2 separate regions of the Homo sapiens genome follow, and region 2 is linked to region 1. A link is a loop called in an ENCODE intact Hi-C map of the cell type or tissue named here. Cell type or tissue: heart left ventricle. All regions are shown on one strand. Links, peaks and the distances in the headings refer to the core of each region. The heading gives the core; the rest is flanking DNA.

Region 1 (8,431 bases), core at 265-8,264:
AGTGTGGGTAGAAAGAACAGAGCACTGAGTTATGGAAGACTTTGTAGAACAACTACCCTGAAAGGCAGCTGCAGGAAAAGGCCCCCACAAAAGGAGGATGATTCAATGGGAATCCGGAGAGTGTGGGGTCACAAAAGTCTAGGTAGTTTCACTAAGAGAAAGCAAAACAGCAGTTAACACAGGACTGAGATTGGGAACAAGGAAAAGGTATCCACTTTCACCATTCCTATTCATTATTGTATTGGAGGTTCTAGCTGTAGCAATTAGATTTAAAAAACCCAGGATATATATAGAATAAAAGAGAAATAAAACGGTTTTTATTCATAGATGACAAAATTGTCTACATAGAAAATCTCAAAGATATGCAAACAAGCTACTAGAATTAATAAAGGAGCTTAACAAGATTGCAGGATATAAGTAAATATAGAAAAATCAATAATTCCATATGGTAGAAATAAACAATAGAAAATGAAGATTAATAAGCAATACCATTTGCAGTAGCACTGAAAAAATACTTAGAAATAAATCTAACAAGATACATGTAAGCTTTGTATGCTGAAAACTATAAATTATTAGTTATAACTATAAATTATTAATGAAACTAAGTAAGACCTGAAAGATGGAGAGATATATCATGTTCATGGATGAGAAAACTCAGTTGTGTTAAGATATCCATTCTCTCCAAATAGATCTTAGATTCAGTGCAATAAATCCCAATTAAAATTCAATTTCCATCAAAATCCCAGCAAGCTATTTTTTGAAATGGGAAATTTTATTCTAAATTTGTATGAAAAATCAAAGAAAGTAGAATAGCCTAAGCAATGTTGAGAAAGAAGACAAAGTTGGAGGCCTTACCTACCTGATTTCATGACCTCACTGTAAACCTACAGTGTTGAAGACTGTACACTCTATGAGTATATGAGATAACACATCCCTTCCTTGGAGGAAGGCAGTTCACATAGATCAGTGGGAGAGAACAGAACCCACACCTTCAACACAAGTGCTAAGGCAATTCAATGGAGAAAGGACAGTCTTGCTAAACAAAGACTGGAACCATATGTGTAAAAATGAACACTGATAAATACACTGGACCCTATACAAAAAGATTAACTTGGAATGGGTCATAGAGCTAAATGTAAAACTCAAAACTATAAAGCTAACAACAGAAAGACAAAGAACCCAATTCAAAAATGGGCAAAGGGCTCAAAGAGACATTTCTCTAAAGAGGATATGCGAATGATCGGCAGACACACGAAAAGATGCCCAACAGCGTTGGTCACCAGTGAAATGCAAAACACACCCACAATAAGAGAGCACTTCACACCCATGAGAATGACAATAACAACAACAACAGCAAAACCAGAAAATAACAGATGTTGCTAAGGATGTGAAGAAACTTGAATACTCATATACGGCTGGAGGGATGTGAAACGGTACAGCTACTGTGGAAAACAGTTTCATGATTCCACAATAAATTAAACACAGAATTGTCATATGACCCAGAAATTCTACTCCTGTGTAAAAAGTGAACACAGATCTTCAAACAAAACTTGTACACCGATGCTCACAGCGGCATTATTTACAAGAGCCAAAAGGTAGAAACAAACCAAATGCCCACCAATTAATGAATGAATAAAGAAAAGATGGCATATTCATACATTGAAATATTATTAAGCCATAAAAGGGAATGAAGTACTGATACATGCTCCAAGATGTAGAAACCTTGAGAACTTATGCTAAATGAAAGAGTGAGACACGAAAGACTATATGTAACACGATTCCATTCCATTTATACGAAACACTCAGAAGAGGCAAATCCATACAGGCAGGAAGTAAATTAGTGCCTGCCTGGGGCTGGCGAAAGAGAAGAATGGGGATTGGCTGCTTAGTGGGTATGGGGTTTTTAGGGATGATGAAAATGCTTTTTTTTTTTTTTGGACAGGGTCTTGCTCTGTCACCCAGGCTGGAGTGCAGCAGGGTGATCATGACTCACTGCAGCCTCATCCTCCTGGGCTCAAATGATTCTCCCACCTCAGCCCCCCTAGTACCTGGGACTACTAGTGGACACCACCACCCCCCAGCTAATTTTTTATTTTTAATTTTTTGTAGAGACAGAGTCCCACGAGGTTGCCCAGGTTGGTCTCCAACTTCCCGGCTCAAGCGATCCTCCCACCTTGGCCTCCCAAAGTGCTGGTGTTACAGGTGTGAGCCACTGTGCCTGGCCATGAAAATGTTTTTGAAGTAGATAGTGATGTTGGTTTTGCAATATTGTGAAGGTAGTGAATATCACTGAATTACATACTTTAAAGTGGTTAAAATGGTAATTTTAATATTATGTGCATTTTGCAACAATAAAAAAATCTGTAAACCTTATAGAAGAAAACAAAGGAGAAAGTCTTTGTAAATTTGGGTTAGAAAAAATGCTTTATATTGCACACAAATTGCACAAGCCATAAAAGGAAAAATTAACACACTGGACTTGATCACAGTTAAAATACTCTGCTAAATAAAAGGGAAACCACAGAAAGGGAGAAAATATTCACAAAATATGTATCTGATAATAGGCTGGTATACAGAATATATAAAGAATGTACACAACTCAACAATAATAAAACAAACAACCCAATTTAAAAAAAGAAGCAAAAAAATAGGCAAAAGTTTTGAACAGGTACTTTAACCAAAGAGGAGATGCAGATCTAAATATGGACATGATAAATGCTCAGTACCATTAATCATTAGGAAAATGCAAATGAAAACTATTACACACCTTTCAACTGGCCAAAATATAAACAAAACAAAATCTGACAATATCAAATGCTGACAAGGATGTGGAGCAACAGGAGCTCTCATTCACTGCTAGTGGTGATGCAAAATAGTACAGACTCCTTGGAAGATCGTTTCTGATACTGTTAAACATAAACTTCATGCCACCTGGCAGTCCCAACTCCTTGGCATTTATCCAAGAGAAATGAAAACATATGTTCATACAAAAACCTGAAAGTGAATATTTATAGAGGCTATATTCATGGTCACTAAAACCTGGAAACAACACAAATGTCCATCACCTGGAGAGTGGATACAGAAACGATGGTACATCCATACAACAGAATGTTACTCAGCAACAAAAAGGAAAAGGCCACTGATAGTTGCAACAAATGGACGCCTCTCAAATGCATCATGCCAGTGAAAGAAGCCAGACCCAAAAGACTAAGTATTGCATGTTTCCACTAATAATACATTCTGGAAAAATAAAACTATAGGGACAGAAAGCAGATCAGGGTTTGCCAGGGGCTGGGGTCAGAAAGAAAATCAACTGAATGGGGCCAAGGACCCTTTTTGAAGAGATGAAAATTTTCTACACATTGATGTGTTGGAAGTTCTGTAATTTGATACATTTTTCAAAATTCATTTATCTGTACTCCTAAAAAAGGTGAATACTGTATATAAATTATACTTTCATAAACCTGACTTTAAAACATGACTGAGACTATCACTTGGTTAAGGCTAACCAAAAGGGCTTTGGCAATCCTATTGGGAACAATTTCACTGGTAAAGCCTGAAGCGAGACTGAGATAATAGCGTACATTTATTCAATGAGGTAGAAAGCAAGGCAGAGAATAGGAAGCGGGTGCTTCTGCTGAGTGCTCCATTAATCAAGTTAAACTGTTATTTCTTTCCCCCTAGGCTTGTAATTCAAACCAGGGAAAGTTTGGGAGAGAGGGGGAAGGGGGAGAATGGAGTTATGATTCAGAATCTCCAAGGGCATTTGTGTTTGAAAATTTTATTTATGATATTTAAATTTAGAGAAAAATCCCTATTTGTCAAATAAAAACTAGGGAAAGGAAAGAATGATAACACCTTTGGTAGATGAGGATATCCAGAATAAAAACATGACTCACTGGGGCCATGCTCCCTGGGGATTCTTTGGTGTGGCGGGAGTGGCGATAGAGACAAGATTTTTTATAATAAAACATGGCAAAGGATAAAACAATTAGATAACTTCTGTCCCCAAAACTTACACTTATCTTGTGTTTAATAACAGATTCAGTGTTGATAGAGTCTGAGAGTATTCCCATCATAATGTAAGTCTGCTCCAGTGGACTTTTTACCACTTTGTGTTTGAGCCTCAATTAGTAGGAAACAATCTGTTCTAAGATAAGAAATCAAAATCTAATTTTGTTATTTCTCCCTAGTGAGTGGACACTTTCTTTGGGATTGGAGAAAAGGGACTGAATTGGTTTCCCTTTAAAATGCCTTCAGTATCTTTTGGATTGGTGCACCAAATTCTCACTCTGCCCAGTGTGGAGGTGACTGCTGAGTGCCGAAATGCCAGGACCAGAAAATCAAGCTGAACACATGCGTCAATGGTGAACAATTATAGCTCAGAATCCATCCTCGCAGGATCTGGGGTCCCTGTGATTGTATCATCCAGACATACATCCTCCTCTCCTCCCAACTGCAGCAAGTCCAAGCCAGATCTCGCAGGATGAGTAAGCGACATATGGCATGTGTGAAATTCCACTCCACCCTGTTGCCCTTCCCAGAGCTGCTGTAGACGGCAGCAACGATTATAGCAACCTTGACTCCATAAGGAATGTGACAATTTAAACCCTGCAGACTGTTTAGCAATGAGTTATTCCAAGCAGTAAGTTGTACCCTAGAGCCCTGGAATGAACTGAAGAAGCACTGGGCTCACATCTTAGGAGATCTGTTCATCAGGTAGAAACTGGCTTCATCGGCAAGGATTGAGATTTTTCTGCTATCGTTTTTGATGGCTAGTCTCATCAAAGAGCAAACAGCATGTCTCAGATTACAGCTATCAGTCCTTTGGCATTCCGCAGGCTTCTCACATTCATGCCGAGTCGCAGGGCTGACCTGGCCTGAATTGTGGGATCTGAACTCTCCCAGAAATTTAAGAACCCCCAAATTTGTCCCCAGGTCATGGTTTGGGATTGGGGCCACCCAGAAAATTCGACAGACTCAGAGACTCCTTGAGAATGATGCTTTAAGCTGCAGTCTCAGATACCCCGAAATTATATGAGTACAGTGGAATGGAGGCAGAGAAGGGGATGCGCGGTGATGACTTTTTCATAAAGGCCCTAGGATCCAGGTCAAGTCTGTAGTGGTCCCCATGATGATTCTGGGCTTCAAGGGTATTCTGGGGAAAGCCAACCTGCAGGGATTCCTGAGTGCCTTTAACCACAGAACCCCTAATATCATGGAATAAAAGAGAAGTAAAAGTTATTGGACAAGGAATGGTAACTTTTAGTTCATGAAATCCTTTGTGACACACCATCTCAACTTTTGCTTTGGCAAATTTTTTTTCCATGTCAACAACTGCTGTGACTGATTTTGAAACCAGGAAATCAACTTGAATGCAAATAAAAATTCAAATGGATGCAAATTTATGAAAGGTAAACTTTTAAAAAAGTCTTAGAAAAACTGTCACACAAATGAAGATTCTAGTATTCTAGTGGTTCAGAATTAAGTCCAGGTTTTAAATGTTCTTTATAAGGATATCTCTTTTTTTTTTTTTTTTTTTTTTTTTTTTTTTTTTTTTTTTTAAGAGGCAGGGTCTCCATACATTGCTCAGGCTAGACTCAAACTCTTGGGCTCAATGGATCCCCCTACCTCAGCCTCCCAAGTAGCTGGGACTACAGGCAGCCACCACCATACCTGTCTAGGACATTTCTTGACATAGTTTGAGCCTTTTATCTGACGGTTAAGTCTGCTGGGTTCAGTACTGTTTCATTTCTATAGATAATATATCCTAAACATTTTCAAGTTACTTGAGATTATTAGATGCAGTGAGATGAACCAAACTAAAATATCTCTTGTAGCCCTTTCACTAGCTGTGGCTTATTTATATTAAAGAAGCACACAGTAGTGACACATCTGTGACACAGGGACTTGACAGCTGCTAGGTGGTACGAAAAGGTTGGTTGTTTTGTTTATTTTGGACAATGCCCATCAATCACGAGAATGATGTTAGAACCACCTCTTATATAGCTGGCCCTTACTGAAACAAGCACTGTTGTTCCAGGACCCTGTCAGATTAGGGCTCCATCAGACTGAAAGAGTAGCTTTTTCCTGCTCAGGGTCTAATAAAGCTCCTGGCATCTTGGCACACCCTTGTTGACCCTGTTGCCATTCTAGAGAGCAGACACTACCCAGTGGAGCCACCAGAGCTTCCCCAAACCCACTGCGAATTCCGACTTGAGACACTGCAAGGCTCAGCCCATTGTATTTTGAAGTAGGATTTTCCTTAATGAAAAAAGTCTTTTTCATTATTTCTGTCCAATCGACAGATAAAGAATTTATGAATTCCAAGTCACAAACTGGGTTAGATTGTCGCCTGCCACTCTTCCTCTCCCTGCCATTTTTTTTTTTTTGAGATTCTGAGAATTTTCCCATTATAAAATAAGTCCACTCCAGTGCAGATAATTCCTCACTCACATGCTCTGAAATTCTTGCTTCTGCCTAAACCCTGTCCTGTCTCTGTGATTACTCTTTTAGACATAATCTTTGTGGCTTCACCCCTTGTTGCAGAATAAGACAGTAGCCCAGCAGGCCACACTCTCACAGGGGCAGGCCTGGGACTTTGCCTATAAAATAGAAAATCAGCTGCCCATTTTTTCAATTCCAATGAATGTGTAACTATCAAAGAGCTTATTCCATCTGGTCCTGTTCACAGAAGACTGAGAGACGACAGACAGGAATGTTGATGGCCAAACCACTTAATTTCTATTGAGTCTAAAAAAGAAATGAAGAACAGTTCTAGGCTGCCAGAAAACAGAAGATAAGCATATGGTTGTTAAAATTACAAGAACAACTGGGGCAGAGGAGACAAGCTGCTTGCAATGGCGTAAGGATTTCTACGTTGCGTTTTGATCCACACCCACCCTGGCAATGACTGCTATTGCATAAGCCTTCAATTCTTCAGGCCTGTGCAGATACTGATTTAGAATTGGTCTCTGGCTTGTTATGAAACGAAGCTCTTTCATGGCACAAATGTGGAGCAGAGGCGAACCTGGTTTGAAGATGCCTATGAGACCTATATTCTCATCCTGCCCCTCGGGCATGAGTCACCACTTCCCCCTAAAATATGGAAAAATGCTAAAGTGACTTTCATGTGGGATGTACAATTGGTAATGACTGAGTTGGGAAAAACACACAACTCCCTGAACTATCCACATGCCATGAGTTCTCAAGGCAGTCTTGCTGAGATATTATAGGAAGTCTAACATTCTGCTGACTTGTCCCATATGTCGAGAGTCTAACAATTTTACAAACAAGTTGTTAGAGGGAAAGAGGACAGTGTCTTCATGGTTGTCAGAGAGACCCAAGCAAATGACAGCATGTAGCTCCTTGGTATCCTGGCATCACTGGCCTTGGAAAATTTTGCTGCAATGATAGCTCTGTTCTCCTACATCAAAATAGGGACTTAATGAATTTGATTTGTGAGTGCTATTAAAAACCCATCTTCTCTTCTTTGAACAAGTAAGCCTGGTCAACTGCCTGTGCTGAAAACCACTGAAGTGTGTATATCATATGTTTTACAAGACTCTAGTTCTATTGAGTCGGGTTGAAATATGCTTAAGAGCATGTGATGGTTAATTTTAATGCATCAACTTGACTGGGCTATGGGATGCCCAGATAGCTGGTGAAACGTGATTTCTGAGTGTGTCTGTGAGGGTGTTTCTGGAAGAGATGAGCATTTGAATTGATAGACTTGAATAAAAAAGATCCACCTTACCCAGGGTGTGTGGGCATCATCTCATCTGTTGAGGGCCTGAATAGAATGAAAAGGCACACGAGGGTAAATTCACTCCCTCTCAGGTTGAATTGGGACACCTATCTATCTCCCGCCCTCAGATGTTGGTGCTTCTGGTTCTTGGGCTCTCAGACTCAGACTGAGACACCAACGGCTTTCCTGGTTCTCCAGCTTGCAGACAGCAGATCGTGGGATTTCCTGGCTGCCATAATCACATGAAGCAATTTCTATAATAAATCTCCATATTTATGTATAAAACATATATTCTCTGGGGACCCTCGGCTGATACCAGGTGCACTTGTTAAAAATCATTTAGAGTGGAGAAGATGAGTAGCTTATCTTTCATATTTTGCCTCTGACATGGCTATTGTTAAACTCGGAAAACCTGTATCTTCCCAGACATGAAGAAATTCACCTTCAACTACCACAAAGACCATGATTTGGTGTTTACAAGTTTATTTAGAAACAGGTATTTTTTAAAGTGGTTCCATATTCTTTTACGTTCCTTTAAGGAAATATAATAATATGATTATAAAGGAAAGGTGGATTGACTCACGGTCATCTCTATGAGACAGGAATAAGCAAGGGGTTGCACTTACAAGCTGTCCTTTTGGGATTTTTTTAAAATCATATTCACATATATATATATTACATCGT
Region 2 (8,431 bases), core at 69-8,068, 100 kb before region 1:
ACTCTATTAGACACATTGTCCTTTTTAAATTATATTTTTACAATAATTTCCATTTATTATTTTTTCGTGGCATCCTAGTGAGGCAGGCTAGTTTGACAACATGCTGCTTAGGGGAAATTTGCTGTTAATAAGTCTTTTGAGCTCACTAAATTTTGGTGCAGCATGAAAACCCAGACTGTTTTCAACTCTCTCTCTGGCATACCCGCTTGATTCCTGATAGGGCTATTAATTTTGCGCAGATTTCCCAATTTGCTCCCCATTTGCTACCTGGGATGGTGAAGAACAGACAAATAGCCCTTCGGAAGCAAAAGCAGTCCCAAACCAGGCTGAGTTTCGTGATGGCTTCTTCCACATTGTCCTTCATTGCTGAGGATGAAAACATAGAGCTAAAAACTGTGATACACAATGATTTATCACCTCCTTTCCATGTACACACCTAGTAGTTTAGAACTCTGTTAGCTTCAAAATCTATTCAGTCACATTGCATTCCCCTCCCCAACTCCCACAAATTCTACATGAAAGAGGGTTCAGGTAGCAAATGAGTGGAAGGACAGGGCAAACTAAGACTCTGATGGTGAGCCCCTCCTCCTCCTGATTCAGATGATTTCTTCCTCCTCTTCCTCCTCCTCCTCCTCTTCTGGTTCTTTCTTCTCCTTCTTCTTCTTATTCCTCTTCCTCCTCCTTCTTCCTCTTCTTCTATCTTCTTTCCTCCTCCTCCTCCTTCTATTTTCTTTCCTCCTCCTCCTCCTCTTTCTCCTCCTCCTTCTTCTTCTCCTTCTCCTTCTTCTATTTTCTTTCCTCCTCCTCCTCTTTCTCCTCCTCCTTCTTCTCCTTCTCCTTCTTCTTCCTCCCCTCCTCCTCCTCCTGTCCCCCTCACCTTTCCCCTTTCCCTCCTCTCCCATTTCCACTTTCTTCCCCTTCTTCCTCCTTCTCCCCCTTCCTTTCCTCCTCCTCTTCCACTTCCCCCTTTCTCTTCTCCCCCTCCTCCTCCTTTTCCTCTTCTTCCTCCTCCTTCCCTTCTCTCTTTTTTTGTTATTTGATCTCCAATTTTCACTTCCTAAAATTTCATATGGTTGGATGCTATTATAATTATTCAATTACACAATGATTACATGTGGGCTGGTGGTTTTGAAACAATGTACCCCATTGTATGCATTATTGCATTCATGTGGAACTTGAACTGTAGGAGGTCCATGCAGGCTTTTCCAGGGTCCCCAAGAGTACTTTGTGGGTTTTGGATCCAGGTTTCTGTTTCACTAAATCAGCATATTACTCTAGTCTACAGTGTACTGTTGGGCTAGAAATAGTCCATTGACTATTTTAGACTCTGCATCACGAAACGAGATCTATGGTTTTGGTTGAATTTCATAGAAGAATATTGATAAATTATCATTGTTCAGATCATTAATCTTCTTTAGCTCAAATCAAACAATGAAGTGATGTTATCTTGCAAACCATGCAGGCAGGTGGTGGCACTAATGAGCCTGCCACATCGGATTAATCTTTGAATGTTCAGAATCTCAGAATGAGAACTTTCCACAAATTCAAAACTGTTTGATGAACTGACAATGTCCAAGTCCACCAAATGGTCCAACATTCAGAGATGAAATTATGTCATGACATAAGAAGCCTAATGGAATGAATGGCCACTATGCATTAAAGACCAGAATGTGAAAACCTGGCTCCTACCATTCAGACTTCCCTGAAATTGTGAAACATGATTTTCCCCTTCACCCTAGGGAAGACCCTCTGGCAAAGGCACATTCACTAAGGGTGAGCCTTCTTTTGGATTGGGGGCTCAGAAGAGAGAGTCATATTGAAGTCGCCCAAACTGTTCTTTGCCCTGGCTGCCCGCTGACTTTGTTAGGCAGCTGGTGCTAAGGAGAGGGTAAAGAAAACAGAAGACACTTGTGGGCCGGCTCAGGGATGGACAGTACCTGGCCGCTCTCCCTGTGTGATGCAGGTGGCTTGTTCTGAGGTAGGTGGGCATACAGGCAGTGAGTACATCTCCATTGCAGCGGGGGAAGGTGGATGTGGGACTAATCAGGGATGGAGAGGGAGGGATGCTGCAAAGATGCCCGAGCAGGTGCTGTCAGTGGGGACTAGGGAAGCAGTGTCTCTATCCGAGAGTGCATGCCGGTGGTAGGGGAGCACCAACCTGAACATGGCCAGTAAGAACACAAACTAGACCTCCCAGATTCTCCCGCAAGTAAGGAGAGATCAGGGACTGTTCCAATTTTTGGCGTTCATATTTTTTAGACAGTTGTCTTAAAAAAAATGCCTGCTTCACTTGCGTTAAGAATTAACTAATCATGGTCCAGACTTATGCTCAGGTAGACAAGGAGGACTGAAGCCACAGTGGGCTCCTTCCAACCTCACATCACATCTTCCTCATAGCACCTGTGCACCCGAGGTGCAGATCCTGATTTGATGGCGACCTATTACAAATTTCCTTAGACTGCAAGCAATCACACTATACTTAATAGCTATATTTAGTAGAATACTTAGATTAATACTTGGAGAGAATTTAAATTTAAATATTATTTCCACAGCCAAAAGACAAAACAGCAATAGACAAATGCATTCTCTTTTTAGTTTTCTTCAACGGATATATTTCATTTTTAAGCCTATCTACCCCCTCCCCCGATTTGAAGACATCCCTCGGGCTACGTGGGGAGGAAAGCCTGTGTGACTGATCGCTGCAGTGACTGCTCTTGGCCATGACTGTTACTGCCATTTTGGCCTCTCTGAAAAGTGAGGCAGCCTAAGCCTCACAGATATGTTTCCTGGTCACATTTTTGTTGTCTCTACAGAAAGAGAAGCAAACGATATCACCAAAGTCCTAACTCTATCCTCCCACTCTGTGAACTACAGAAAAGGAAGCAGCAGAAGAAATAATAGAGGGAATAACAAAGTGACAGAAGCATAGAGGGAAAAGCAGCAGGTGGCTTTTCATCAAGGGGCCTTTGGGTAAGATTTACAGGAGACAATGTTTTCTCTGCGCCTCTGGGACTTGAAAGGTCATGGAAAGAGGACTCACTCGCGACAGAATTCAAACACTCGTAGTTGTGTCTCAAAGTCCTCCGCGGACATCACCAGAAGGCATGGTTTCAGGGGTGTTTTTCAGAAGGGCGATGGATTTCTTTGGATCCACGTAGTCTCTCTTATCTGGTTAGAGTTTCTTCTTTTTCTTTTTGTTCTTTTTTGACACAGAGTCTCACTCTGTCGCCCAGGCTGCAGGGCAGTGGCACCATCTTGGCTCGCTGCAACCTCCGCGTCCTGGGTTCAAGCAATTCTCCTGCCTCAGCCTCCCGAGTAGCTGGGACTAGAGGTGTGCACCACCATGCCTGGCTAATTTTTGTATTTTTAGTAGAGACAGAGTTTCACCATGTTGGCCAGGCTGGTTCTCGAACTTCTGACCTCAAGTGGTCCTCCTGCCTCGGCTTCCCAGAGTGCTGGGATTACAGGTGTGGGCCACCGCGCCCGGCCTTATCTGGTTAGAGTTTCTTAGGTGGGAATGGAGTTAGCAGTCCCAGACCAGGCCAAGTTAGGACAAGCTGAGAAATGCATCCTGTGGTTGACACATGGTGAGGAATACCCAAGCAAAATACTCTTGTGTGAGGCTTAGACTCTGTAAGAATCTACCACTTTATGAAGAGACTTTCTTCTCCCATCTACCAGATTTTCCACCAAATTTGTTGCAGCCTTGTTATGGGCTGAATTGTGCCCTCTTAAATTCATGTATCGAAGGACTGGCCCCCTAGGACCTCAGAATGTGCCTGTGCCCTGTATTTGAAGACAGGGACTTTAAAGAGGGGAAAAGTTAAACTGAAGTCATTAGGGTGGGCCTTAATCCAATCTAGCTGGTGTCCTTAAGAAGAGTGCCGGGCGCAGTGGCTCACGCCTATGATGCCACTGCACTCCAGCCTGGGCAACAGTGTGAGACTTGTCTCGAAACAAAAAAGGAGGAAATTTGGACACACAAAAAAGACACCAGACACCAGGGATGCATTCATAGAGGAAAGGCCATATGAGATCACAGCAAGAAGGTGGCCGTCGGCAAGACAAGGAGGAAGGCTTCAGAAGAAACCAGACCTGCTCTCACCTTGATCTTGGACCTCGAGCCTGGAGAACTTTGAGAAATAAATTTCTGCCATCAAAGCCACCAGTCTGTGGTACTTTGTTATGGAAGCCCAAGCAGACTAATACAACCTGCAGGCTTTAAACGATGAACAAGGGATGTGACTTTATTGTAGGACCAGTAATTTGAATTTCTTGCAAACGCTTGAGTGTAAGCATTAGTCAATAGTCAGTGATCTGACTGGAAAGAAGCAGAGGGCACAAGTTCATGGCAGTGTGCTCAGGGGTACCTGGCCCCTCTGTGAAGAGCCCCATAGAAGACAAGGCACTTGGGCCCTGTCTCAGGGGCAGCACAAGCTTCCAGGACACCACCGTCACTGGTCACTTGCTGCTCCCCACTGTGGCCCTGGACAGATGAGTCAGGCCCATGGTGGTCAGGGCAGTGGTTTCTCCTCGTCCTCCCCCAGCCTGCACTACTCCGTGCCTGGAGCTGTGAAAAATTGGCCTTTGCTCGGGCGCGGTGGCTCACACCTGTAATCCCAGCACTTTGGGAGGTCGAAGTGGGCACATCAGGAGCTCGAGACCAGCCTGGCCAACATGGTGAAACCCCGTCTCTACCGAAAATACAAAAAATTAGCCGGGCACGGTGGAGGGCGCCGGTAATCCCAGCTACTTGGGAGGCTGAGGCAGGAGAATCACTTGAACCCAGGAGGCGGAGGTTGCAGTGAGCTGAGACCGTAACACTGCACTCTAGCCTGGGTAACAGAGTGAGACTCAGTTTCAAAAAAAAAACAAGGTCTTTGCTGCTTCCACAGATGCTCACATTTCTCCCTGGCTCATTTTAAGCTGTGCTAAAATCTGGTAACAAAGCTTGCTTTTATTTAAGGTACATTTTGTAAGTTTTCGGGTGGCCCACTGTAAGGTAGAGAGCCCTGCTCTTGGTGACTTGCTTTGGAACTAGAAAATTAGCATCTAGCTGTACCATATCTGGGCACATGACTGGGGCTTCATCAGGTAGGGCTGGGCTTTCATGAAGTAAGTTGCAGCTCAGGGCCTCGGCGTGCGAGGAGTGCAGTTGCTGTGTGTGACTGGCTCTGTCACCAGGAGCCCCGCGTATTCTTCAGGGAGAATTTTCAATCATGCTGGTTTTGATTTAGGCAATATGGTCTTGAAAATATTTTCATAGTCTAGTCTCCATCAATCTTATTCTTCCACACTGACATCTGCTTCCAGAATTTGGAGTAAGGCGAGCTGGGAAGTAGGGCTCTGAAATCTTGAAGGACTGCCTAAGCCCCCCCACCACACAGAAGCAAAAGCAGCCTCCACAGGATGCCAGCTTAGCAAGGGAGGCCTCACGAGCAATTTTAAGGACCTCAGCACTGATGACGAGAGATGGTGTGTTACGGATTTTGCATCTGCAGTTTTGCCATTAGTGGCATTTTAGGAATAAATAAGGTTGATATGTTAACTACCTCAAAATAATTTTCCCATTCAATTAGATTTTGTTAGTGAACTCACTCATCAGTTTGGATAGTTCAAGTAGTATACTGAAAAATGATAGCTAAACCTGGCTTATGATTAGAGCTGGTTTACATTTTGCCTTCGGCAAGTGGAGGATTTCCCTAGGCTGTTTCTGGAGCCTCATTTATTGATGAGCTTCTGTGCCCTACTCCAAGAAGCACCTTTCCACCTGAGAATGAGGGGCCCCATTTACAATATTCTTGGATGAGGACCTGGGGAAGAATGCAGGAGAGCCCCAAGCTAAGATGGTATTCAAACTCAGAGCACGGCAGAAAGTTCCCAAAAAGATGTTAGAAGTATGGCTCGGCTTGCTGCTGTTTTGGCTTTTAAAAAAAGATTATAGCAAGAACCTTTTAGGGAACTCCACAGCCACCAGTAGGGATCGGCAGGCACATTGCCCCAGCTAACCACTGGAGTGGTGTTCAGGGAGGGTTTGGGATGTGGATGCTGCTCCAAGCCATCTGGGAGGGAGACAGGTGCAGGGACAGTCAGCATGAAAGCAACTGGGGACTGGGATTGCCATAGCTCAACAGCCTGATGATGGCCTGAGGTTGTTGCCAAGAGCAGCTCCTAGGAACTGCTCCTTCTCTGAGCCACCCTCTGGGAACAGCAGAGCTGTCAGAGAAGATTTAATTGTTTTGATCTTCCTGCCTTCTTGATATCCCATTGAGAGTCACCCTTCAGGGAGAAGGAGATAGAGTCGTCATTTTGTATTAAGCAATGACAAGAAAGAAAAAAAACTTTTAAGATGAAATCCTGATGGGATTGAAAATCAATTAATCAATCACACAGACCTCTGATTCCTGGTCATTCTGGCTCAGAATTACAGACATAAGTGTGTGACACTGTGTTACCTTAGGGTATATGGACTTTTAGACCAGTAGAATTTTATGGAGAGAAGAAACAGTAAAGATACATTAGTTCAATGTATGCATTAGTGTTTAAGGTAATAATTTTGGTGCAAAAGCAGAATGGGCCAGATAGACTAGTTTGCCAGGAGTTTATGGATCTAATGAAATAGTTTCAGTTGCTCATTTAGAGAAAACAAATGCAGAAATAGAGACCACAGCTCTTAATGCAACCAAAGAGAGAAAATGCATGCTGACTAAACGTCCACCCATTAGGCTCCTTATTAACAGAAATGAGAAGTTATTCTTTGGGGACTGTTGCTCTCCTGCTGCTCTGTCATGGGGCTATGGCTTCATTTTCCATCTATAAACACCAAACACTGGAAGGTTGGTTGCTAAGAGAACTCACTGGGGAAACAGTTAACTGTTCAAATGTCCCCACTTACGTGGATATGTGCAAATACCACCCTCTGTTCAGATCTGCATGTTGCAGAAAGACACTACGTGCAGTGGACTAAAGCTGGACGCCGGAGTGTCCCACAGACCCAGGTTAGCACCCCTGCCCTGCCACTCACTAGACATGTAACTCACAGCAAGTTCTTAAGAACTCTTTCGAAACTATTCCTCATGGGCAAAAAGAAAAGGATGGCAAAGCATGATTTTTTAAGTGTTCACTGTGTATACCAATTATGAACAAATTGTAAAATCCTGCTTCATTTCATCACCATCAAACCATAGGCTTAAATTTGCTCATAATCCCGACAACACTGTGTGTTTGGAAACAGTGGAAACAGGAAGAACTGAGAGCGGGTCTGCATTCAGGATCCACGTGGCTCCAATCATAGGTGTGAAAAGACTCACATATTCCGTAGCATCATAGGACCCATCAGAGTATAACAGCTAAGATTATTACACATGCTGTTCCAGTGTCCCACTCACACTGCACCACAGAAAGCTCTGCAGTGGATCAATTGCTGCTGTGCAGTCCCCAACATCCGATCCTTGCTGAAGTTTATTGATTAAGCTGGCTAATACACTCCTTACACAGTTATTTGGTACCATATTGAAAATACATTAATTCTAAAATAACAAACAAACAATAACTTTCAACCTCTATTGCTAGTTTGAGAATAAAATGCTCCCTTTGGTGCAGTGAGTAGTGCTCATGAGTGACAGACAATTTGAATAAGAAAACTGGGCTCTTGATTTAGATTTTTGGCTGTCAATTACATTTGGAAAGTTGGGGGTAAGGTACAAGCTGCTTAGGAACCCTTATTTCTTCCCCCTGCCCTTTTGATATCATTTCTCTCTCTTCTCCTTGACCTTAGGTGGGTCAAGGAGTTGGAATTCAAATCACATGAGCAAATAGCATTCAAATGTACATGATATATAAGGCACTTTAGCGATCCAAAAAAAATTTACAATATAGTTTCTGTCTCAAAAAGTTTATTGCCTTGTTTGGGGAGACAAAACATACCACACGAAAAGTTCATGATACAGGATTTAAACAAGGGCTCAACAAATCATAGAGGAATTGTTATATAACATGGGTTCTTCCATTAAATGGTAAAGGAATGCTCTTAGCTCTAAATACTAAAAAAAAAAAAAAAAAAAGAGAAAGAGAGAGAAATTCAGGAACTGTCCAGGTAGGATTGAGGTAAAGGACAGGGACGAAATGAACTTTTTGAGAAGCATGTAGGTGGCTAAGTCAGTTTGGATGTTAGGAACTACACTGAGAATCAAGAGATGAGGAAGACCAAGGGCAAACCGAAACGAGACAGGCTGAGACAAAGCGAGATGAGACAAAGTGAGAAGAGATGAGACAAAGCAAGATGACAGAAGTTTGGTGATCATCTTGGACATTTTGCTAAATTAGGTGAAAAAGGAGCAAGAAACAGGTATCCTTAGGCAAAGGCAACCTCTGACCAAGCTTGATGAGGGCAGATGAGGACTGATTCTAGCATGAGAGGGAGGTGCAGGAG

What was found. Peaks named below come from ENCODE experiments on the same cell type or tissue, not always from the same donor. Only the 100,000 strongest peaks of a DNase experiment are listed, where the experiment ranks them.
Region 2: it touches region 1 in a loop (2.1-fold over the local background); 3 of 110 quality-filtered maps call a loop at or near these places.

What each region holds. Positions count from the first base shown.
Region 1 is chr4:185,843,096-185,851,526 of GRCh38, forward strand. It overlaps a transcript of SORBS2 not described here. Among named protein-coding and RNA genes, the nearest start is that of SORBS2, 35 kb to the left of the region's middle. In heart left ventricle, for the core only: no CTCF peak of the experiment used is centred there; a DNase peak (open chromatin) is centred at 4,316; H3K27ac peaks cover 5,054 bases.
Region 2 is chr4:185,743,129-185,751,559 of GRCh38, forward strand. The region is part of intron 2 of SORBS2 (sorbin and SH3 domain containing 2); the gene reads right to left. Among named protein-coding and RNA genes, the nearest start is that of SORBS2, 65 kb to the right of the region's middle. In heart left ventricle, for the core only: no CTCF peak of the experiment used is centred there; no DNase peak of the experiment used is centred there; H3K27ac peaks cover 740 bases.